Regions from separate parts of the Homo sapiens genome. Here regions 2 and 3 are each linked to region 1. A link is a loop called in an ENCODE intact Hi-C map of the cell type or tissue named here. Cell type or tissue: PC-3. All regions are shown on one strand. Each heading gives the region's core, and the rest is flanking DNA. Links, peaks and the distances in the headings are about the cores only.

Region 1 (6,262 bases), core at 824-5,823:
AAAGACCTAAATAAATGGAAAGATGTTCCGTGTTCATTGATCAGCTTACTTAATATTAAGATGGCAATACTGCCCAGATTGATCTACAGAATCAACACAATCCATATCAAAATCTGTGTGGTTCAGGGTTAACATATCAGACCTAAGAATATTGTCATTTGAAAATCCTGCTTACAAAGGTTGGCCCTTGGCTAGTATCTGGAAACTTGGATTTGGGGAGGGTTCCCACAACACTAATTGATAATATGAGCTCACTTTGCCTTATGGTTTATGGTGAACACCAGATTTCCTCCTAGAAATCTGAAATTTCGGTATGTGCTAGGCAGGAGGTGCCTGTATCACCAGCCCCCAATAAAAACCCTTGCCACTGATTCTCCAATGAGCTTCCCTCACAGACATTTCACACATGTTGCTACAGCTCATTGCTGGAAAAAGTTTTGCTACGAAGCCAGTCACCAAAGACCACATATTGTATTATTCCATTTATACTGAATGTCTGGAATAGGCAAACCTATAGAGACAGAAAGTAGATTAGTGGTTGCCTAAAGCTGGGAGATATAGGGGTGGAGGGGTGGCTGGAGTGTGATGGACAAAGGGTATAGGGTTTCTTCTGGGGGTGATTAAAAAAGCTCTAAATTGATTATGGTAATGGTTGTACAACTCTGTGACACAATATACTAAAAAAATTGAGTTGTACACTTTAAATGAGTGAGTTACATGGTATATGAATCATATTTCAACAAAGCTATTATAAAAAATAACAGAGTAGCTAATAAAGTATATCAGTTCCTAAAAACTGTTACATTGAAGAGTGGCAAGGATAGATTCAGTGGAATCAGTTAGCCAGTTATTACAATAATCCAGGCAGTTTGGATCAGGATGACCCAATGTTTTTGGCCTTGACCAAGCACTTCTATGTGGTCCTGGGGCTAGCAATTCTTGAAGAACCATTACCACTTATTTTCAATTATGTAAATATCATTAGGCATTTGCTAATATATATGAACCTGTGCTACCCTTAGCAGGGTAAGTGAAAATGGGCAAAACACAGTCATTCTCTTCAAGAAGTCCTGTTTTTGGAAAGATAAAGCTCATAATGAAACAAATACACCACAAGGCAGAATGTGATATGTGAATTTATAAATTCACTAGGTGAATGTAAAACTGTTGAGAATTTCAGAAGACACAAATGATTGAGTCCACTCTTATAATCAACACCATCACTATTGTCATAATCATCTCAACATCACCAAGAGTTACTGAGTGTCTAAGCACATGAGCCACTGCTAGGTTGTACACAGAGACAGTTACTGCCTTCCTTGAACCTATACATATCTTCATAATGGAAATATTAAGGAAATGTATCAATAAATACGACATACACAAAAATGCAGTTTTTAGGATGGGGAGTGATTCTGTCAAGAGAAATCACCAATTTCCCTTTTAATTGGAGGAACACCTTCTCAAGACGGCTTTTTTACGGGGTGTTCTCCTACTGCATGGGAATACGTTTTCCAACAGCTGCGACCTCCTAGTGACCACATGAAGTCATTACCCCGATTCATCATCCTGACTTGAGAGCAAGAGGCACAGGAGGCTGGAGTGCAGTTGGCGAGATCACTCCTCATTACAGCATCAACCTCCCATGCTCAAGCGATCCTCCCACCTCAGCCTCCGGAGTAACTGGGACTACAGGCACGCGCCACCACACCCAGCTAATTTTTTTTTTCTTTTGGTAGAAATGGAGGTTTTGCTCTGTTGCCCAGGCTGGTCTCAAACTCAGACTCTTGCCTTCAAGCAATACTCCCACCTCAGCCTCTCAAAGTGCTGGAATTACAAGAGTGAGCCACCGTGCCCAGCTGTCATAAAGTAATACTATATTTCATTTTTATTATTTTTTCTTTTGAGACAGTCTTGCTCTGTCGTCCTGGCTGGAGTGCAGTGGCATGATCTCGGCTCACTGCAACCTCCCACTCCCAGGCTCAAGTGATCCTCCCACCTCAGCCTCCCGAGTAACTGGGACTACAGGCGGGCACCACAACACACTGCTAATTTTATTTTATTTCATTTATTTTTTGGTAGAGACGGAAGTTTTGCTATGTTGCCCAGGCTGGTCTCAAAGTCCTGCCCTCAAGCTTTCTTCCCGCCTCAGCCTCCGAAGGTGCTGGTATTACAGGAGTGAGCCGCAGCGCCCAGCTGTTACCAAGTAATAGTATATTTTATTTATTTATTTATTTATTTATTTTGAGATGGAATCTCGCTCTGTCGCCAGGCTGGAGTGCAGTGGCGCCATCCCGGCTCACTGCAACCTCTGTCTCCCGGGCTCAAGTGATTTTCCTGCCTCAGCCTCCCAAGTAGCTATAGACGCATGCCACCATGTCCCGCTAGTTTTTGCATTTTTAGTAGAGACGGGGTTTCACCTTGTTGGCCAGGATGGTCTCGATCTTTTGATCTCGTGATCCGCCTGCCTCAGCCTCCCAAAGTGCTGGCACTACAGGCGTGAGCTACCGTGCCCAGCTATTTAATTTTTTTTTCTTTTGAGACAAGAGTCTCACTCTGTCGTTCAGGCTGGAGTGCAGTGGCACGATCTCGTCTCACTACAACCTCTGCCTCCTGGACTCAAGTGATTCTCCTGCCTTAGCCTCCCAAGTAGCTACAGACGCATGCCACCATGCCCAGCTAATTTTTGTATTGTTAATAGAGACGGGGTTTCACCATGTTGGCCAGGATGGTCTCGATCTCTTGACCTCGTGATCCGCCTGCCTCAGCCTCCCAAAGTGCTGGGATTACAGGCGTGAGCCACTGCGCCTGGCTATTTAATTCTTTTTCTTTTGAGACAAGAGTCTTACTCTGTCGCCCAGGCTGGAGTGCAGTGGCGCCATCTTGGCTCACTGCAACCTTTGCCTCCCAGTTCAAGCCATCCTCCTGCCGCAGCCACTGCACCCAGCTGTAATGTTTAATACATTCATTCACTGATACACTATCTGCAGGGCAGGATAAACATTTTGTCACCAAGTAACTGTATATTTAAGTTTTTTTTTTCTTTTGAGACAGAGTCTTGCTCTGTCACCCAGGATGGAGTGCAGTGGCACCATCTTGGCTCACTGCAACTCTGCCTCCCAGTTTCAAGCGATTCTTCCGCCTCAGCCTCCCGAGTAGCTGGGACTACAGGCGCGCGCTACCACGCCCGGCTAATTTTTGTCTTTTTAGTAGAGACGGGGTTTCGCCATGGTGGTCAAGCTGGTCTCGAATTCCTGAGCTCAGGTGATCTGCCCGCCCCGGCCTCCCAAAGTGCTGGGATTACAGGCGTGAGCCACCACGGTCAGCCTGAAGTACTTTTTAAAGGTTATTTTTTCAGATGTTCCAGAAAAGTTTGTTGGTTTGACAGGGAGGAAATAAACTAATTAAAGGCTAGTTCCCTCAGCCAGTTTTCCTCCCACATCTCCAGCCTGACACAGGATATACTTCTATATTTATAATATATAATCAATATATAAGGCAAAAAGCTCTCGTCACGACTGACAATACATGTTGTACCTTTAACAAGCCACAAATGGACTGGAAGAAAAGCTATTAGCAGAATGTTCTCCACCTATCGGAAACTGAAAGAAAACAATACAAAAATAAACCAATCAAAATGTAGATGAGGAACAGAGAGAGAGAGAGAGAGAGGCGACCAACCGCCTCAGCCCAACTGTCTCAGAATGACGGAAATGCTTCCACAGAAATGCACCTCAGAACAACTGGTACGAGAGGCGGCCGGATTGACCCCACCATTCTCACCAGCAGGGGGAGATCACGAATCAGCGCTTTTTTTTTTTTTTTTTTTAGTCAGACTTAAAACCACCAGATGGGGCCAGAAGATCAGAGTAAATACCTTTCTACTTTTCTTTTTCTCAGGGAATTTCTCTTCTATCTCCAGACCCTGAAAGAAATAAAAGGCATGCTAATCACCACACACACACACGCGCGCGCCCCGCCACCCCCACCCCCAAGACGATGGAAGTGGCCAGTGCTGCCAAGCACCCCCACCAGTCACGTGGCCTCTGCGCTCCAGCGAGTCATTTATAATTAAAGTGGTAGGCATTTCATAAGGCTGTGCGTGAATTGAGATAATGCATGTAATACACAGTACCAGGCAAATTCTCAGTCCCCACTCCAGACCCGTAGAATGAGAAACTGAAGCCCTCCAGGTGATTCTGATGCACGCCAAAGTGTGACAATTACTGCTCTGGGAAAGAAGCCTGCCCACTCAGATAGCTAACCAAGTTTTTTGGTCATTTTTACAGATCCCATGACGCTGTGATTTCTGAATTATGTTTTCTGCCCTAAAAATTCCAAAACCTTGTGTCTTGAGCCCACCTGTGTGCCCAGTATTGTGGTGGATGCAATGAAAAAGAGATAGATAACCTTCTAGGCTTGCAATGTAGGTAATCTAGGAATAGGAAAAGGTAATTAACTCTACAAGGCCAGATTTAGTAAATGTCAGATGAATTATCCTGACAATAAGCAAATGTTCTAGGAAATCAGGGGAAGGAAATTTCATAATTATAAAAGGGAAGAGCCTGACCAGAAATAGCCACTGCCAAGCCAAGCCCACCCCTCAAAATTAGCCATAAGTCATTTTCTACCGCAAGGTTATGGAACAGAACTTTAGCTGCCTAATTAAGCCCCTGCCTATAAAAGAACCCCTAACATTCCTAAGACTCCACTTATCTTTAGCAGTTGCCCCCTGAAATTTTTTTATGATAATGTTTATAGACTTTAAAAGTCCTTTATTTTCCCCCTCCACTCCTCCAATCACTCATAGGAAAGAAAAAATATGTACAATGCAGACAAAACACAAACACTTGACAGAAGTAATTATACAGTTCCACTGCCAAGATGTTCAAAATGACTAATTTTTCACTTTAGTATGGTTGCATGAAGCTGCTCTAAATGTCATTGTGTACTCTCATGGCAGGAAAACCAAATCAGGAGAAAAAGAAGTGGTGTTCCCAATTATATTGGTCCACAGTAAATGATGTCTGATAATCATTGGCATCACTGCCCATTTTCTAAATGGTCATTGTGTCATCACATAAAAGGTAGGCTAAATCTGAGGCTGGAAGACACCCAGCAAGACTACCAGACAGACAGTGATTTCATGAAGGCTGATGGTTCACTTCATTTAATTTCCTTTTGCCATTATTCATGATAATTATATTATAAACGCAGGTCCCATTTTTATTATCTTCATAGTTTTTTCTAGCCAAATGCAAACCGAGAGTGTATTTAAAGTATTGATTTGCACTCTTATTCACAAGTTTGTGTGAAAGAGAAGAAGTTTGGGTAGAATAAACAAGGTTACAAAATAGATGATGGTGCTTAGAAAAAAAATGATGACCAAGGCTTTTGTGTTTAATATCTCAATATTTGGCTATTAAAGGCAAACCTAAGTGCAGACTATTCACACACCTTCACACACTAATACAATATATTCCTTACTTTGACTATTTGAATATCCCTTATCCCTCACCTGCCCTCCACCCCCTCTACTCAGTACAGACCAATTTGAGAGCCTCGAGAAGAGAAGGAAGAGGCAGTAAATGTACCGTGACCTATGACTGAGCCAGGTCTGCCTTGATTCTTCCCTTACATTTTGCTCATTGGTTTCACATCCAAATGCTGCCCTTACCTGCTCCTGGTTAGCCTCCAGGATGACAGGATTCAGGTGCCCTGGGAGAGTGCTCTAATCATCCATAGTAGTTCTCTCTTTGTCATCTGGGGATTACTAAGACATTTTCCAGGCATGAATCATGGTTGTTCCTTTCCGGGCTGGGAGACACAGAGTTTTTGTTTTTGTTTTTGTTTTGTTTTATTTTTAATCTCTTAGAGATATGATTTCTTGTGCTTGGAGAATAGGTAAACATTTTCTTCCTTTGCTTCATATTCCACAGAGATGAGCCAGACACAGGAGCTCCAACTTTGTCTTTAATCATCAAAAGTTGCCCCTTGACAAAAGGATGGTATAGGAAAAGCAACAAAGACCCTCTTCATGATCAAACTTTAGTCAGGCTTCTCTAAGCCCACTTCTCAGCTAGGCCTCAACTTTGGCCTATAAGAACTGCAACTTTCGGCACAATTTCATCCACCTGCCCCCCAATACATACACACACTAAGAGACTTGAACAAACACCAGCGTAGTTTCTATCAGCTCAAGGCCATTTCCCTAGGATGACAATCTCAGCCCTTTTAAAATGCCTTCCTGAGACAGTTCAAA
Region 2 (6,262 bases), core at 657-5,656, 100 kb after region 1:
CCTGAGGCTTTAGTTTTCATTGTTCATCATTAGTTCATAGGAAAAACAAATTTAGCTTCCAATTGATGAGATGAACACATCCTTATAATCACATATAAAAATATTATTTCCTTTCCTGGATCTTTACTTTACTTGTAAAAAAATAATAAAAGTAATACAAGCTCTTGGTAAAACTCCAAATAATACTAAGGGAGGCAAATTAATAAATACAGGACTCCAGACACTGCTCCTCAACCCCCACCCATTTCCACTTCTCAATTTCTTCACATTCACATTTTAAAAGAAATCTCTTTGGAGATCCCCTTCCTAGAATTGTTTCTAATCATCTATATGTCTCTATACAGATTCTTACCCACAGTAAATTTTTAACACCAGGCCAACTGCCCAACTTCACCAGGCAAGCTTCTGTTACCTTCTTCCCATAAATTGGCCTGAAAATGTTCAGGATGAACAGGAGCACTGAGCCACAAAATTAGTAGTAGATCATTGGGCTTGGGGTCAAAGACATTGAGTTCCAGTTTCTGTTACATCACTTCCTGCCTCTGAGTTACTGAGCAAATCACAACCAAGTCTTGGGTTCTTCATATTTTGCCTATATCACAGGGTTGTAGTAAAGTTCAAGGATGTTTGTGTAATAAAGCACTTCTGGTATATTATTGCTAATGAAGACAACCCTCATTTCCACATACACACAGTCATATCTGTTGGTATCCACTTATAGACAAGGGAGTTTTTATTTTGTAACTAGAACTAGCAAGAGGCATCATGCTTGAGGACAAGGTGAGGGCGGATGGGGTACAAGGAACTTTGTCAGGCTGGGTGATCTCTGGGGCAAGGGTTTTCTGAGTGTCTTTGTAGGCTCAGATGTGGCCAAATGGGAGTTGGAACAGGGAGGAATAAAGTGAGTGTGTCCCTCTTGAAAACCATAAATGACAAGACTGGTTTGAGTGTACCTGGGATGCCCTGATTTAGTGACATATTCAGAGTCTCAAAGGGAAAAATAGTCAGGAAACATTGTGGTGGGAGAGGTTCCAAGATTCTGTTAATATAAAGGAGAGGCTGCCAAGCCCGCAAACATTGGACTTGAAGGGGTAAAAATATCTTATCACTAGAAAAGACTGCTGGCCATCACTTTGGGAGACCAAGTCAGGTGGAGCTCTCGAGCTCAGAAGTCTGAGACCAGCCTGGGCAACATGGTGAAACCCCATCTCTACAAAAAATACAAAACTTAGCTGGGTGTGGTGGGGCATGCCTGTAGTGCCAGCTACTCAGGAGGCTGAGGTGGGAGGATTGCTTGAGCCCAGGAGGTTGAGGTTTCAGCAAGCTATGATCAGCCACTGCACTCCAGCCTGGGCAATAGAGCAAGACCCTGTCTCAACAACAAAAAGACTGCTGGTTTATGCCATTCAAAATGGACTATTTTGGATTGTCATGCAGGGAATGGATCTGTTTTTTCCTTTTATTGTATCCCTAGTACTTAGTATAGTACATGGCACTGAGTAGGAGCTCATTAAATATTGGTTGAATGAAGTGACTATTCCTCATACATTAGCTCTTTTAGCTCACAGGACCAAATGAATAACAATGATGTTCATATAGCCAATTTGTAAAGCCCAGTGAGTACCTACTTTCAATTTATCATCTTGATGGTCCAATGAGGCAGGTTTTATCATCATTCTTAATTTGCAGATGAGGTTACTGAGGTCCAGAAAGGTCAAGTCATGTGCCTAAAATCACTTGGTGAAGAAGTAAAAGAGCCTGAAATAAGCATGCCCTCCATCACTCACACAGGGTTGTACTTCAATGGTGATGATCAGGTTGTGACTTGTAATGTAAGAGCCAGAACCCCCTGTGGCCGGGTAAGTGTAGTGTGCCCAGAAGGTGGTATACAACCAGGTAAGAGACATATCTCCAGGCAGGAAACAGGAACTAAGCAGTCCAGCTTTGCACCACCAGCCAGTGTTCAGCAAGCACTGTATTCTCTGAGGTCCTGCTCTGTGCTAGGCACTACACTTGATGCTTGGGATACAATAGTGAACAAGCAGAAGGACAAGGAGTTCTCTCAGGTGGTGGCAGGTGTTAAGATGGTGCCCACACACAGGAGGCTGATATGACTTTAGGGTGAGATGAAGCCTGGAATGCTCTTCCAGGGTTTTCCAAATACTAGCTCAAGGTCTGGAGCCAAACTGTCCAGGAATCTCTTTTTTAATACCCAGATGATTCTGATGTACAGCTAGGTTTGGGAGCCACCAATATGGGTGAGCTAGGCTGATTTCATGGTACATCACGAAGGCTCTCTCCCATTTTTCCCAAACTTTTAGATGAAAAGTTCTACTTTCAGCTCAGCTGGGCTCTGGAGGCACACTTGAGCCAGAATATTAAAAAGGGGATGATCTCCACCACACCCCTAGGCCAGTGAGGTAACTAGGAAAACTGCCTCCAAGGCAAGGAGAATCTTGTGGAACACAAAGCCATACTGTGAGATGCAGAAGCCCCTTTTCAAGAGGAGGCTGTTCATCCAAGGCCAAACATAGAGATCCTGAGTTTTGTTTCATCAAGGAAGGTAGCTGGTCACAGTGGTTCATGCCTGTAATCCCAGCACTTTGGGAGGCTGAGGTGGGAGGATCGCTTGAGCCCAGGACTTTATAGATCAACCTGGGCAACACAGTGAGACTCTGTCTTCAAAAAAATAATAAAAGAAAGGTAGCCAATTCCTCAAGGTAGTAAACCTTGAGTCCAGGTCCTCTGGCATCAAATCCTATGCTTATTCCCTCTTCTCTACCTTCTCTTCTATCTGCAACCTCTGGAATGAAGATGCTCAAATGGTCGATTTAGAGACACTAGCAGTGGGCAACATATAGGTATAGAAAATCCTCAACCTGGCAGCTTGAGGAGGCCCCAGTGAACCTCTTACCCTGAACGTTGCTCTCTTCTCAGAGCTCTATTTTTGTTTTTGATATATGAATTTTTTACTTGAGGTTGTTTGAGCATTTCTCTTATCCCACAACCCAGTGGCAGTTGAGAGGGCTTATTATGAGGGAGGAAAGAGAGTCCAGGGGAGGGGCCTTGGGAGCTCAAGGGGAGGGCAGAGCCTGAGATGCTAGGAAAAGAGCTTGGGAGGCCTGGAGCTAGACTCCAAAGGACAGGAGCTGAAGATCCCTGAGGAACAGAACCACCGCACTTCTTGGTTGCCCTGGGAGAGTCCTAGTTTATGCCTGTTGTCCCTCCCACTGTCAAAAGTGCCCCAGTCATACAGCAAATGATATGGCCACCCCTACTGAGGGAGGAATTAGAGCCCTTCTTTCCTCAATGTTTTCACCTGGGACATTGCTTAGAAAAAGAAACTACAACTTTCAGATACCAGGACAGTAAGCTCCTTACAGGCAGGGACTGCCTTGTGGTTGATTTCTTTAAAAACAATAAGAAAAGCATAAAGTGTATTATATACATTAAGAGAATGTCTGATAAAGGAAGAAATACTCATATGATTGAATTTTGCATTCCCAGCACCGAGCTACATATATGAATTAATGCTTCCTGCCCTGCCTACCCCTCACAGTTCCCCTCCGGCCAGACCTCAGCCACATCAGTATTTTAATGATTGCACTGACATCTGGTGGTTATTTCCAGCTTTTTCTCTGGGCTGCTCCTGTAAGAGATGATGGATAGGTCTGTACTTCATACTCCATCAAAGCACCTTTTATCTGAGCTCTACAGTGACTAGACATGACACTCTGATTCACAGCAAGTTGTTGATAGCTGGTAACAGATGTAATGCTATTTCTTAAAAGGTATAGAGATTAGAGGCAGGAATGACGGTAGTGTGGAAGGGGTACGGTAAAATGATAAATAACATCAATAACTGAAATTTTGTGGGATTTTAGGCTTATGAGGGAGTCATTTTCACACAGAGGTGTCCTTCCTGAAATGACACCAACTAGGCCAAAGGCATTAAAGTTCTCAGTAGCAACAAGAAATCAAGTCAACACCAGTGCAGGTGTGATCAAATGTCAACTAGGGAAATTCTTAAAGTAAAACTTGGACACATGGTACACTGTCTTCCTAGTACTGCCTGGCTAACAGAGAGCAGGAGTGAGTGGGGGAGTGAGACACAGGAAAAATAGAGTGAGAAAGTAGGAAAGCTGTACTTCAAAGTGTAGCTTTCCGTGTTCCAGCAAGGCATGAAAATGTCCACAGATACAGCAACCTCCCCATACCTCACCCCACTTTAATCTACAGGGTAACTTCAGAGGATTTCGTACAGAAGACATTTTAATCCCAATACACCATAAAGAGGGTACTAAGAATCCTAGTATTCATGGGAGGACCGTTTTGATTACCCATCCTCCTCCTTGTACAAAGTAGCTGTAGGCAAGAGGCCTGTCAAAGCCCACGACCTTACATCATTAAGAGCTCAAAGAGAGAGAAAAATACAGCTCCCAGCCAATTCTCACATCATCAGGAAAGTATCACCAATGTATGAGACAGGAACATTTAAGTAGCCACAATGAATGAGGTATCCGGGTATCTGGAACATCTCCAAAAACGCAAGCTGCCTCTTATTTGCCTCCTTATGGTAAAGAGTATTACTGAGTCTGTAAATGTGAAAATAACTATTTAATAAATCTTTTTAAGCAGTGGGCCTGCCAGTAGGGGTTTGCAGTTGTGTTTTGTGCTACCCTCCCCTGAACCTTCCACTCTGCCCCTGTGGTTTTCTGATCAGAAATCAATAGCTACCAAGTTTAGGGTCTTTAGAAACACACCAGACACCAGGGTGGATAAGGCTGTGCTTTATTACATGCATAATTACAAATCTGTGCTAAGTGAAAATGTATAAAGCAATGGCGACCTGGGTTTAAGCCACACAGAGAAAGGGCTGGACAATCCATTAACCCTTCTGCCAATGTCCATTCCATTGCTTTTAACATGATTGTTTCCATTTCTTACAATTTGCATAGCACTTACTTGTCAACTTGCTTTGAATTCATTGTCTCAGTTTATCCTCACAACAACCCTGTGAGGTAGGTAGGGCAATTAACACTATCCCCATTTTGCAGATGGGAACACTGAGGCACAGAGCGGTTAAGATCTCGAGGCTAGTTAGTAGAAGCATAGGGAATAGAAATCAGGTCTCCTAACTCCCCAGTCCACATCTTCCTTTTTAGACTATGTTGTTCCGCATGACTAGGGAGTAGAATAAAGCGAGCAGTGAGCCATAGCTCTGGTTCAGGCTATGCCTAGGAACAGGCGAGAATAAAGCTAAGAAAGCATGGCTAAGGGCTAGCAACACTCAGATAAACAACTGCTCTGGACAGCTCAGCACCAAACTTCCTGCGGAAACTTGGGCTCTATTAGCTTTGGTTGAAGCTACTTTCTGGATGCCTAGTTACTGCTGATGTCTAGACATTAGCTTCAGCTGAACTTTCACCAACTCTCAGGCATTAAAATGTCGAGTCAGACAGGTTTTCTTTGGCTACTGCAGTTGGAGCCAGCCCTACAAAGAGCTTACTACAGAGAAATTCAAATAGTGGCCCATGGGCCGGAACCCAGCCCCTCTGATCTTCCTGGCCTCATTGGCTCACTCAACAGGTGGTAGTTTTCCCATAGCCAGAAATGAATGGGCAGAGGTAAGAACAGGAGGCTGGCCTTGGTCAAATGAAGAAGAGTCACCCACATGACATCACTGTCCCCCTTAGCTGACGTGAGCAAGGTACTGACTGGGCCACCTCCTTTCTGGCCTATACCTGGTTAGCAGCATAGCTTCAAAAGAGTTTAAGAGAACAAAATATTAAACACATCATTTTAAAATCCTGAATGGAATAAATTCTTAATCATCACAAAGTCCCAAAGGACCAAATATATAATAAAAAGTAAATACATACTTATAAAAAAAAGCTGAGTGCTAAAAAGCCAGGAAAATGGGAGAGAAAGGAAGAAGAGGGGACAAAGTGAAATGGAGGAAGGAAAAGGAACACACTGGAAGGACCATGTATTTTGAGGTACCCTTAATGTGACAGTGAGGCTGAACATTCCCCTCTCAGGCCACACTCTCTTCTCGATTTTGCCAGATGGCATTTCACTCACCAAATCTTAGACTGCCCCTGAATTCCAACAGATTTGTACTAGTAAGTAATATAGTTTAGCAGTAAATACTTCATATGTCTGCCTTGAGATGCTAAAGCCCTCATCACCCCCGACAAGTATCAATGGCTTTGGCCCTCACAGAGGAGCAAAGCCCTGTTGGTCCCATCAACTCAGACGT
Region 3 (6,262 bases), core at 657-5,656, 290 kb after region 1:
AGTAAATACATTGTGATCTTAAAGCTTATTAAAAAAAAACGGAATTTCTCTGTATAACAAAAGGTAGCACTTCAGACTTAATATTGCAAAAGAAAAAGCTTTAGAACAATAGACCACAGTGACATCTAAACTATCATGTCTAAATGCAGCTTTAACTTTCATTTTAAAATTGGCATTGCAAATAGAGACAGTTAGATGAGTACGTAGCCATGTAGAGTGGTAAGTGAATGTTTCTTGTATGGTTCTTATTTATTTGTTTCACATTTTTTGAGCCCTTACTATTATGCTAGCCATTGTGCTAGCCGCTAGAAATACTGATTTTAAAGTAAAATTTCCCGAGTGCCTAAGAAATGCCTGGGATAGTTCTAGAACAAAAAATGGGGCAGAATAAAAGAAAATGAACAAAGTTCTCTAGCTCAGGGGATCTATCAAAACAGTAGGTTAGGAAATGCTGATGATAAAGTGATCTGAAGTCATTTGTAATTGCCCTGTGCCTGGAGAGCAGGGTATCAAAATTAACAAATGGCTTCTATACCAAAAATGGATAGCCAACCTCATAACTGGAGAAATGCTAATGAAAGCTACCATGAGATACCACTGGCAAAGTTTTAAATATTTATAATAGATTGTGTTGGCCGGGCACAGTGGCTCATGCCTGTAATCCCAGCACTTTGGGAGGCCAAGGTGGGCAGATCACTTGAGCCCAGGATTTTGAAGCCAGCCTGGCCAACATGAAGAAACCCTATCTCTACTGAAAATACAAAAATTAGGTGGGTGTGGTGGTGCATGCCTATAATCCTAGCTACTCCGGTGGCTGAGGCAGGAGAATCACCTGAACCCAGGAGGCGGAGGTGGCAGTGAGCCAAGATCGCACCACTGCACTCCAGCCTGGGCGACAGAATGAGACTGCTTCAAATAATAATAATAATGATAGTAGTAATAATAATACACTGTGTTGACAAAGCAGGGGTGGGAGGGTAAGTCCTCTCATAAATTGTTGGTGGGAGTGCAATTAGTCAATTGAGGGCAATTTTGCAATAACTATAAAAATTAAGAATATATGAGACTTTGATCCCAAAATTTAATTTCCAGAAATATTTCCTTCAGTTATGTTTGCATGGGTGTAAAATGTTATATGAACGAGGTTATTCACTGTAGCATTGTTTGTAATAATAAAAACTGGGAAGCAACCAGATGTCCCTCAATAGGGGACTGATCAAATAAATAATGGTGCATCTCTCCAATGGAAAAAAAAAAAAGAAAAAGAATGAAAGGCCGGATGCAGTGGCTCACACCAATAGTCACAGCACTTTGGGAGGCCAAGGTGGGAGGATCGCTTGAGCCCAGGGGTTCAAGACCAGCCTGGGCAACGTAGTGAGAACTTGTCTCTAGAAATAATACAAACATTAGTCAGGTGTGGCATCACACCTGTGGTCCCAGTTACTCAGGAAGCTGAGATGGGAGGATCACTTGAATCTGGGAGTTCAAAGCTGCAGTGAGCCTTGATTGCACCACTGCACTCCTTCCTGAGCAACAAAGTGAGACCTCATCTCAAAAAAAAAAAATGAGAAAACTTTTTTATGTACTTATATGCAAAATTCTCTACAATACAGTATGTGGATGTAGAGCTATGCACCTTCTCAATTTTGTGCCATGGATGTGTATTACCCATTCAATTATATATCTTTAAAAGTAATATAGAAAAACAAGAATAGTGTTTGATTGAAGGATAATTTTTGACAAGTGACCTTCATGAGAAATTTTACTTTTTAAAAATTCCACGTCAGGCCAGGTGTGATGGCTCATGCCTATAATCCCAGCATTTAGGGAGGCCGAGACAGGTGGATCATTTGAAGTCAGGAGTTCGAGACCAGCCAGGCCAACATGGTGAAACCCCCGTCTCTACTAAAAATACAAAAAAATTAGCCAGGCATGGTGGTGCACGCCTGTAGTCCCAGCTACTTGGGAGGCTGAGGCAGAAGAACTGCTTGAACCCGGGAGTCGGAGGTTGCAGTGAGCCGAGATCACACCACTGCACTCCAGCCTGGGCAGTAGAGTGAGACTCTGTCTCAAAAAAAAAAAAATCCCATGTCAGGCTGCCCTCCATGTGAGAGAAGTCCAAGTCTAGCTAGAGTTGCTACTATTCTATGGCAGCAGATATGAGGGTTTGTTTAGGGAATGTTTTTGAGGATTTGAAGATCTTTCACTTGTAAGTTCCTCAGCTCTGTATAGACTTCTGTTCCATAGAGGAGTTAAAGCACAGTGGAATAGTGGTAGTGGCGTCTCTGAACCACTCTGCTACCTGTTCACCAACTAGCCTGCAAGCTCCTTGATGGCAGGCCCATGTCCTATATTTTACTTTATATTCCTTACAGCAGTGCTTTTCAAACTATTCATAGGAAAAACTCATTTTCCCTAAAATATATCGTGTATCAATACTTTTATAAAATACAATACCAATAAATTACTAGAAAAATGAAATAAAAACAAAAACACAAAATACAAGTGCAACTCTTTCATGATTATATTCAACAGACATAAAATTACTCTGACAAATTGTTAAGGTTTTGGAACACTTTCTTTCCATTTTATCCCATTCGATTCAAACCAACAACAAACAGTTTGTGGACCAGCAGTGGGCCATGGACCACACTTTGAATAATACCACCTGACAGGACTACCGCAGCACCCAGCTCATTGTAGGAATTCGATAAATCTTGGGTTTAATACAGCATTCCTATAGAATGTTTTCTACTTTGTGTTTTCACATCTATTTCCCTCTGCTATCCTCACACCACTTCCAGAGTTAAGTGGAGCAGATTTTGTCATTCCCATTTGGCAGAAGAGGAAGTTGAGTCACGCGGATTAAACGATTTCCCTGATCTGAAACAGCTACTTTATGTCAGAACCCCAAATTCGCCTCCGACTCTTACTGCATCTTGTGGCAGTGGCACTAAGAAAGCCTCCCAGTCAAAGAGTCCCACCAATTAGAGTAAAACCTGCCTTAGGTTTTCCAAATAATAGCAAGTTGCCTGCCTGGTGCAATAGAAAGAGTAGAGACTCAAATCTGGGCTTGAGCCAGTTTTACCTGTAATCCTGTCTCCTTATCTTTAAAGGAGATAATAGCAAATTCTCCCAAAGCTGCACTAAGAACTATATGGTGAATTAAATAGCCAGGCACGTAGTTCAGAAAGAATGATTGATATTAATTTTAGGCTCAGTTTAGAAGCCCTGCCTTGAAGAGTTTGCTCCTTAATCCTCATCACATGGAATGTGCGCCATCTACTGGTAGAGCAGGGAACATGGCTCTAGGAAGAGGCTTTGCTCTCCGTAGGAATCATGCCCTTTATTTCTTTTTTTGCATTGGCTGCTAGAAAGCTTGGAGCCAAATATTTGGTATTCCCCACCCCCGGCAAGTGAACAGGATTTTACAGATTGCATTTTATATTAAACTCACCTCTAGTTTCATTTTATTTTTCCTATCTGAAACCCTCCCGTGGCTCCCAAGCCATGGCTCAAGCAAGAGCAAAAGTCAAAGTCCTTACCTTAAGACTTCCATGTACACAGCTATGCATGATCGGGCCCCCTGTTAGTTCTCTGACCTCATCACCAACTACTCTCTTCCTTGCTCATACTGTTCCATTTTATTTTTTTCTTGACCAGATTATCTCATTTTTAAATCCATTTTGTAGTCACTTTGAATACCCTTTAGATTATGTAGAATAGTGATTTACTAAACTGGATAAAGTTTGACAAGAATATATTCTATTTTTTGTTATTGTTGATCTGTTATCCTGGCAACCTCTGTAATCTAACAATAGATACAAGAGTAGATAAGTTAACTCTAAAATATAATGCAGATAAAATAATTAAAATTTAAAATAAATCTTTATGACTCCAAGCCTATGTAGATTTAAGTGGCCACTGCCAATAGTACTGGGACACCATAACCTGAGTTAAGTGATATATGCATTTATTTATGTGCTGAACACTTACTGTGTGCCATTCACTGTTCCAGGTACAGAAAACTCTGTATCTTGGCCTGGGTTTCTTGGGGTTTATTCTGCTAGGGGTTTGGTCAGTTATTGAATCTGTAAGTTGTCTTTTCTCAAATTTTGGAAAATTTTTGTCATGATTTCTTCAAATACATTTTCAGCACCACACTTTTTTCTTCTCTCCTGCTGGGTCTCCTGTAACATGAATGCTATATCTGTTGTTATAGTTCCACAGGCTCTGTTCATCTTTTTTTTTTTTTTCCCAGTCTATTTCTGTCTGTTGTTCAAACTAGGTTATTTCTACTGTCTTATCATCTAGTTCTATCATTGTTTCCTCCATATTCTCCATTCTGCTGTTGAGCCCATCCAATGAGTTTTCAAAGTTTAGTTATTGTATTTTTTGGTTATAAACTTTCCGATTGGTTCTCCTTTATATCACTTCTTTGCTGAAATTTTCTATTTTTTCACTCATTTTTCTATTTATTTCACTCATCATTCTATTTTTTCACTCAAGTCTGGTCATAATTGCTCTTTGAAGCGTTCTTATGTTGGATGCTTTAAAATCCTTGTAATATAATCCCAACATCTGTGTCACATAGGTTTTGATGGCTGTTGATTTTTTTAAATTTGAGATTCTTCTGGTTCTTGTTATGACAAGTGATTTTTGTTTGTATCCTGGACATATTAGGTGTTATGCAATGAGACTCTGGATCTTATTTAAATCTTCTGTTTTAACTGGCCTTCTCAGATACCCTGCCAGGAAGGGGACCATCATGTTATTTCCAGTTGGAGATGGAAGACCATGTATTTACCATGGGACAGGAGAGGCACCTCATTCCTATTGGGAAAGGGTGAAAATCCAAACTCTCCATTAGGCCTCCACTGATAGCACTCAAGCACTGTGCCATTCCTCAGGTTCCAAGGTCCCTGGTTGGTCTGCCTTCTCTTCATCATTCAGAATCATCGTGTTTGTTTTACATATAATCTCCAGGGTTTTTCTTAGCAGGAGGAATAGGGATGAGTGCATTCATTCCATCTTGTACACAATCAGAAGTTCCCTCTTTTCCATTTTCTTTTAAATGCACTCTTATCAAGCTTTCATCTTCCATGACTCTACCAAAATGGATCTCGTCAAAGACACCAGTGACTTCCACATTGCCAAATGTAATATTGTTCTCATTTTATTTAACCCATCAGTAGAATTTAACTCAGCTGATCTCTCTCTTCTTCTTGAAACATTTTTCTTCACTTGTTTCCAGGACACTGTTCTGGATTTTCTCCTATCTCATGGCTACTTTCTTAGTTTTCTTATGAGTTCCTCCGTGGATTCCTGATCTCCTAAGGTGGGAGTGCTCGAGGAATCAGTCTTGTCTTCATCTCTCCTCTCTCCCTTGGTCATTTCATCTGATCTGATGGCTTTAAACACCATCTACTATCAACTCTCAAATTTATATCTCTGGCCAAACCTCTTCTCTAAATTACAACTTGTACATCTAGTTGCCTATTTAATATCTCTACACTTGTATACCTAGTACATATTTCAAATTTTAATATGTTAAAAATGACACTTCTTATCTCTACCCTCCCCAGACTCGCTTGTCCTTCATTATTCCCAGTTTCTAAGGCCACAAGAGAGGTCATTCTTGACTTTTCTAACACCTTTTTCCAATCCATCAGCAAATCCCGATGTGCTACTTTGAAAATAAATGCACAATATGACTCCTTCTGATCACTGTCATTATTATCACCTTGGTCCAAGCTACCATGCTCTCATCTGCCTGCATTGCTGAAATCACCTCCTAACTGCTGTTTCTCCTTCTATCTTTGCCTTCCTGCTTAACATAGTAACCTGGGCAATCCTTTTACAAGAGAAGTCAGATTCTACCATCCTTTTTATGAAACCCTCCCATGGCTCTCAAGCCATGGCTCAAGCAGGAGCAAAAGTCAAAGTCCTTCCACTGGCTGTACATGATCGGGCCCCTGTTAGTTCCCTGACCTCATCATCAACTGCTAGCTTCCTCGCTCATACTGTTTCCACCACACCAGCTGTTTCCAGTCACGCCAGCATGCTTCCATCCAAGAGCTCTCCCACTTGCTTTCCCTTGACCTGGAATCCTCTTTCTCCAGGTACCTCCAGGAACTTTCACTTCCTGCAAGTGCTTTCTCATAGGTCACATTTTCAAGTGTCACTTTCCCTCAAGGCCTTCTCTGAGTACACTATTTTAATTTATAACTCTCCAGATCTCCTTATGTACATCTTCACAGCT

The links. A loop is a pair of places that touch in the nucleus more often than their neighbours do. Peaks named below come from ENCODE experiments on the same cell type or tissue, not always from the same donor. Only the 100,000 strongest peaks of a DNase experiment are listed, where the experiment ranks them.
Region 2: it touches region 1 in a loop (20-fold over the local background); 21 of 110 quality-filtered maps call a loop at or near these places.
Region 3: a loop joins it to region 1, with 14 times the contacts of the local background. A loop is called at or near these places in 41 of 110 quality-filtered maps.

Annotation. Positions count from the first base shown.
Region 1 is chrX:50,202,226-50,208,487 of GRCh38, reverse strand. CCNB3 (cyclin B3) reads right to left here and starts at 3,723. Exons shown (of 13, transcript NM_033031.3): 1 at 3,538-3,723. In PC-3, for the core only: CTCF peaks have their summits at 3,620 and 3,819 (motif pointing right); DNase peaks (open chromatin) are centred at 3,727 and 5,727; H3K4me3 peaks cover 914 bases; H3K27ac peaks cover 350 bases.
Region 2 is chrX:50,097,744-50,104,005 of GRCh38, reverse strand. It overlaps CLCN5 (chloride voltage-gated channel 5), which reads right to left. Exons shown (of 15, transcript NM_001127898.4): 15 at 4,776-6,262. Among named protein-coding and RNA genes, the nearest start is that of MIR502, 86 kb to the right of the region's middle. In PC-3, for the core only: a CTCF peak has its summit at 3,642 (motif pointing left); no DNase peak of the experiment used is centred there.
Region 3 is chrX:49,912,838-49,919,099 of GRCh38, reverse strand. No RefSeq gene overlaps it. Among named protein-coding and RNA genes, the nearest start is that of CLCN5, 6.6 kb to the left of the region's middle. In PC-3, for the core only: CTCF peaks have their summits at 3,100 and 3,300 (motif pointing left); a DNase peak (open chromatin) is centred at 3,289.